Linked DNA regions of Homo sapiens: region 2 is linked to region 1. Evidence: chromatin loops called from intact Hi-C (ENCODE). Cell type or tissue: heart left ventricle. All regions are shown on one strand. Links, peaks and the distances in the headings refer to the core of each region. The heading gives the core; the rest is flanking DNA. Region 1 overlaps FRYL (FRY like transcription coactivator). Region 2 overlaps FRYL (FRY like transcription coactivator).

Region 1 (2,919 bases), core at 193-2,692:
TTTCATCAGTAACATCAGAGTTGGGGGGTGGAAGGAAGGAAGATAGAAGGAACACTAACCTTTCTGTCCAACATTTTTAACTAGCACAGGCATTAGAATTTGCTTTAATATCAAATTCCCAAATGCCACTCACTCACTTCTGAGGTCGACCAGCTTCCTTATTGTCTCTAAGGCTTATAGCAATCCTCTTCCTCAACTCTCCTATCCTTCTATGGTCCCGTCCCCTCCCCTTTCTAGGCAAATGACTTGTCTTCTACTTCACAGAAGAAAAAAAATCACCAACTTTCCTCAATCTCTCAATTACAAATCACACTAATTTACTTATACCTGCACCTCTTCTCCCTCCCTTTTGCTCTTGGTATAGTGAGGGAGTGACAGTCTTCTTAGTTGTTGGAATCCCATCTGTTCTTGCATGTTTGGAAACATTACAGCACCAATTACATACACGTTTTCTTTCTTGCATCTTCAACATTTTCCTTTCAACTGAATATATCCCCTTTCTCTTAAATATACTGCTATCTTAATGGAAGAAACTTTCCCCAAATACTTCCCTGAAGCCATTCTCACTCATCAGTTACCATATTGCTCAAAACAGTGGGCCTATTTATAGTATGCTACTTGATTTCCCAGCAACATGGACAAGGTCAAGCACCCTTTCCCTCCTGAAACACTCCCTTCCTTTGGTATCTATGTTCCACTTCTGGCTGTGTCATCTTTATCTGCATTTCAGGTTTGGCCTCCCTGACCTGGGTATTAAATGTTAGACTGCTTCAAGGCAACGTTCTCCTGGGCTGCCTTCTCCTATCATCATGTATTACCTCCCAAAACAACTGCATATACTTACATGGCTTCATTTACCACCCATACCAGATCACCCACAAATTTTAAGCCTGGCCTCTCTCTGAACTCAGACCCTCAGACCCATCTGACATCTCTTACTTGGATGCCTCTACCTGGATGCCTCATGTTAGACATGTTCAAACCAAATGCATGACCTTGCCCCCAGATTTGATTCCTTCTTAATGTTTTTTTCTCAGTGAATGCTCCTCTATCTGCACCACTACAATCCAAGCCCAAGCTGTCATTATCTCTGATCTACACCAGTGGTCTCTCAAGTGGGGTACACGCATCCCAGTGGGTATGCAAGGTAGTTCAATGGAATACGGGAAGAAAATAAAGCTCTTATATATATATATATATATATATATATATATATTTTATCTAAGTAAGATTAAAAGTTTAAGCTTCACTCTTCTTTATATACGACATAGTACTGGTGCCCTCCCTTAGTCTAAGTATCAGATAGTCACATGTCACATAGTCAAAGACGACACCTTGAAAGACGCAGAAAAGCTCCACAATGTAGCTTCACTTATACATTCTTTCAGTGTATTGCAATTTGCATGTATTTGATTAAATGGGCTAATGGATAATTTTATCTAGCTTTAACTACATGAGCTCTTACAAAAGTCCTTGAAAAGAAAATACAGATCCAAGAAAAGAAAATACAGATCCAAGATAATCCTAACAAAGTAAACCTAATAAATAACAACCACCTCCCCCACAGAAAAAAACCCAGCAGAACTGATTTTTTTTACTCATACCTAGTATGAGAACTTCAGGAAGAAAAAAACTTACTTTCAGAAATAAATTTATTCAATAGAGTGAATATTTTCTTAAAATGGATGTTCAAGAAAATATCTTTTGTTTCATAATTTTTGTTGCTGGAAACCATTTTTGTCGGTAGAAACCAAAAAATATATAAATAAGAGCTTTATTTTTTTCCTGTATTCCAGTGAACTACCTTCTACACCCACTGGGATACATGTACCCCCAACAAGTTAAGTATGTCAGCTATACAAACAATCATGTTTGCCCACTTCCAAAATCTGGAAATAATTATTAAACTATCTTAAAAATATTACAAATGAAAAGCTGCATTATCTTTCCAACTCATTTGTTAACCACATAAACACATACCTTAGGATTTGACTATGTATAGGATCAAGATAGTAATTTAAAATAAATAAGAAAATAAACAGATAACACCTATTTTGCCTTTTTATATCCTCAAATGTAATTAGATTCCAACAAAGAATTAATTTATGAAATATTTTGAAAAATCCTGAAAATCTAATGTCTAAAGAATGAATTAGAGTTTACTAGTGAATAATGAGACCATGGAAGCAGGATATAACATTCACTTTTTTAATGTTGATTTTTTTTGGCATGGGGGAAACAAATTTTTGTTTTTTCTATAACACCTAGAACAGTGCCTGGCACATTTCAGGTGCTCAATAAATGTTGAATGAATGAGATTTATTGAAGAACACCTTAAATATAAACAATGTGAAGTAAAAAAAAAAACAACCAAAAAAAAAAAAACCTGGGCTCATTATAACTTCCAGGAGCCAGCTGAGCTGACTAACCTGATAAAATTTTCCTTTCTTTATTCATTTTTTGAGACAGAGTTTCGCTCTTATTGCCCAGGCTGGAGTGCAATGGCTTGATCTCGACTCACCGCAACCTCTGCCTCCCAGGTTCAAGCGATTCTCCTGCCTCAGCCTCCCTAGTAGCTGGGATTACAGGCATGTGCCACCACTCCCGGCTAATTTTGTATTTTTAGGAGAGATGGGGTTTCTCCATGTTGGGGTCAGGCTGGTCTCAAACTGCCAGCCTCAGGTGATCTGCCAGCCTCAGGTGATCTGCCCGCCTCAGCCTCCCAAAGTGCTGGGATTACAGGCATGAGCCACCGTGCCCGGCCTATTTATTATTTTCTACCACGCTTAAACACCATTATTTCACTCCAGCCTGGGCAACAAGAGCAAAACTCTGTCTCAAACAAACAAACAAACAAACACTATTATTAAACCATTCGGCCAGCTATTAGAAAGGTTAAGTAACTTGTCCTGGATCACA
Region 2 (2,919 bases), core at 174-2,673, 75 kb after region 1:
CCTGTAATCCCAGCTACTCGGGAGGCCGAGGCAGGAGAATAGCTTGAACCCGGGAGGTGGAGGTTGCAGTGAGCCGAGACCACGCCACTGCACTCCAGCCTGGGTGACACAGTGAGACTCAGTCTCAAAAAATAAATAAAAAGTAAATAAATAAATAAATAAATAAATAAATAAGAATTAGAGAACCAATAGGGTTAAAAGGAAAAGATGAAAAGATCATCCAGTAAAATTCAATGGGCAAGTCCAAAACATAGATAAATGTTTATGCATGGTTAACCTTAATCAAAATGCACTGTATTCAAAGCAATTTAGAAAAAGCTAACTTCATAATCTTAATATTCCTTAAACCCCCACTCTAAACCTAGAAAACCAGAATCTATTGTTTAATAAGATCCCCTACGTGATTCTTAAGCACGTCCAACTTTAAGGGCTACTTAACAGGAAATTTTGGAAGCCTAAGAAATAATAAAGAGAAATTTTCTGTATTGATTACAATGAACGTTTCATAGTTTTTTTTTAAAGTTTCTTCATCAAGTTGACTAGAAATGTGCATCAGCTTATACTTCCTCTTGAGGACAGTGTAAGAGATCATCAAACGGCCCATTTAATCTTAACTCACTCTTTAGAAACACAAAAACCCATCAAAAGTCTAAGTAAAAGAACTAAGTATAAGAAGAATTTAGGTAAGATTACTATGATTTACTTTGTAATAACTAAAATTATTTTGGATTGTTTAACAGTTTAAATAAGTCAGTGATGGCATGTTTGCTTTGCTAGATAGACTAATCCTCATCCTGATTGCCATCTTTCTGCAAAGAATCATCTGAGATGGTCTAGGTTACCTTTACAGCTAATTTTTTTTAAAACAAAACAAAATGACTCAGATTAATAAATTTTATTATTAAAATAAAACAAAGTATGTATTCTACCCCCATATGTAGCAGGATGGGGTGGGAGAGATGAGTGGAAGGCATGTAGGTATACCCTAGTGGACAATCCATTCCACTGAGGACAGGTCATTGAAGACAGGTCCATACAACAAAATAACTAATAAAAGCAACCACTTCAGAACTGCAAATCAGGATACTGGGCACATACAGGAAATGTGTTAAGCCAACAATTGTTATCTCTAAAAAATAAAACATCCGGCCTTCCAAAAACAGTCACACAGAATCACAGAACCCCACCCCCTCGCTTTTTTTTTTTTGAACTGGAGAGATTTTAGCAATCATTTATCATAATCTCTTAAATTCCATGAGACAACTGAAGACCAAGGAAGATAAGCAATATAGTAGGATCTCAAATCAAATTAATAAATATTTACTGAACACCTGCTACAGATAAAACACTATTCCAAGGGTTACAGAAAATAGAACTAAGTATAATATTGGACCCTTTCTTCAAAGCTTCCATTCTTTTTTTTTGGAGACAGGATCTTGCTCTGTCTCCCAGACTGGAGTGCAGTGGTGCGATCTCAGTTCACTGTAACCTCCGCCTCCCAGGTTCAAGCAATTCTCTTGCCTCAGCCTCCCCAGTACCTGGGATTACAGGTGCACACCACTACAGCTGGCTAATTTTTATATTTTTAGTAGAGACAGGATTTCACCATGTTGGCCATGCTGGTCTCAAACTCCTGGCCTCAGGTGATCCACCCACCCTGGCTTCCCAAAGTGCTGTGATTACAGGCGAGAGCCACAGCGTCCGGCCAAAGCCTCCATTCTCTATTTCCCAGGTAAGTTACTTGTATGTAGCTCTCTGATGTTACCAATATTCTTTTCTGTGGTCTAGCTTAGGGGTTGGAAAACTGACCCCCAAGGCCAAATCTGGCCCAACAGCTGTTTTTTTAAATAAAGTTGTAGTAAAATGCAGCCACACACATTCACTCGCATATCATCTAGAACCACTTTGGCTCTACAAAGCCAGAGCTAAGTACCTGCGACAAAGACCTGTGGCCTGCAAAGCCTAAAATATTTACTATCTGGCCCTTTACAGAAAAGGTTTACTAACTGCTGTTCTAGATTGATCATCGTTTGCTTAATTTGAGGTGGTTTTTTTGTTTTTCTCTTTCCATTTTGAAACTAAGGCTGGAGATCGCATCACTGCACTCCAGCCTAGGTGACAGAGCAACACTCCATCTCAAAAAATTAAAAAAAAAAAAAAAAAGAAAGAAAGAAACTAAGACTGGTTTTGCCTAGGGAACCATTGCCTACTGAGCAATGTGCTAGATGGTTTTGAAGGACAAGTCAGTGAGCTAAATATGGCAACTGACAGCACTTCTTGTTAACAAGTAAAAACTTGCTCTGGTACATGAAAGCTAGAGGACTCTTAACATTTATTTAACAAAGGTTTACTAACTGCTTAAGAAGTGCTTGCCACTGGGCTAAGCTCTGGGGTACCCACAAAAGTCAGACCAACTCAGTCCTCAACCCACTATCTGGTAAAAAGAAACAATACTTTCATGTTAAATAGAATAATAACTGAGGCTAGGCGGTGAGGAAAACTTATTAACCCCAACGATAGTCATACAAGAGATTTCCACTCCCCTTGTAGATTCCAGTTTCAGGAAGTCACCAGAATTGGAGGCTTATTAACTATAGCTGCCTCAACCCAAAGGCCACAACTTGTATCTGGGTGGGGTTAACCCTTGGACTGAATATTGCTTCCTGAATTCCCTTTATAGCATTTGATTTTTGTTTAACCTTTACAGAATATTCCTTTAGTTACATTTTAAACTTCAACTTAGCTTTATTCTTCTTAACCTATTCTACTCTTCTTTTTAAAACCGTATCTTTATTTTTTCAATATTTTGAGATAGACATTTTATTGTCTTATTCATCTTTTTACACCTTTATTATTTTAGTATGTTTTACTTGCTATTTATTTAGCGATACATTTACTTATCAATACATTTTTCTTATC

The links. Peaks named below come from ENCODE experiments on the same cell type or tissue, not always from the same donor. Only the 100,000 strongest peaks of a DNase experiment are listed, where the experiment ranks them.
Region 2: it touches region 1 in a loop (3-fold over the local background); 24 of 110 quality-filtered maps call a loop at or near these places.

What each region holds. Positions count from the first base shown.
Region 1 is chr4:48,590,900-48,593,818 of GRCh38, forward strand. All of the region lies in intron 16 of FRYL (FRY like transcription coactivator), which reads right to left. Among named protein-coding and RNA genes, the nearest start is that of ZAR1, 100 kb to the left of the region's middle. In heart left ventricle, for the core only: no CTCF peak of the experiment used is centred there; no DNase peak of the experiment used is centred there; H3K27ac peaks cover 8 bases.
Region 2 is chr4:48,666,241-48,669,159 of GRCh38, forward strand. The region is part of intron 3 of FRYL (FRY like transcription coactivator); the gene reads right to left. Among named protein-coding and RNA genes, the nearest start is that of FRYL, 110 kb to the right of the region's middle. In heart left ventricle, for the core only: no CTCF peak of the experiment used is centred there; no DNase peak of the experiment used is centred there; H3K27ac peaks cover 1,546 bases.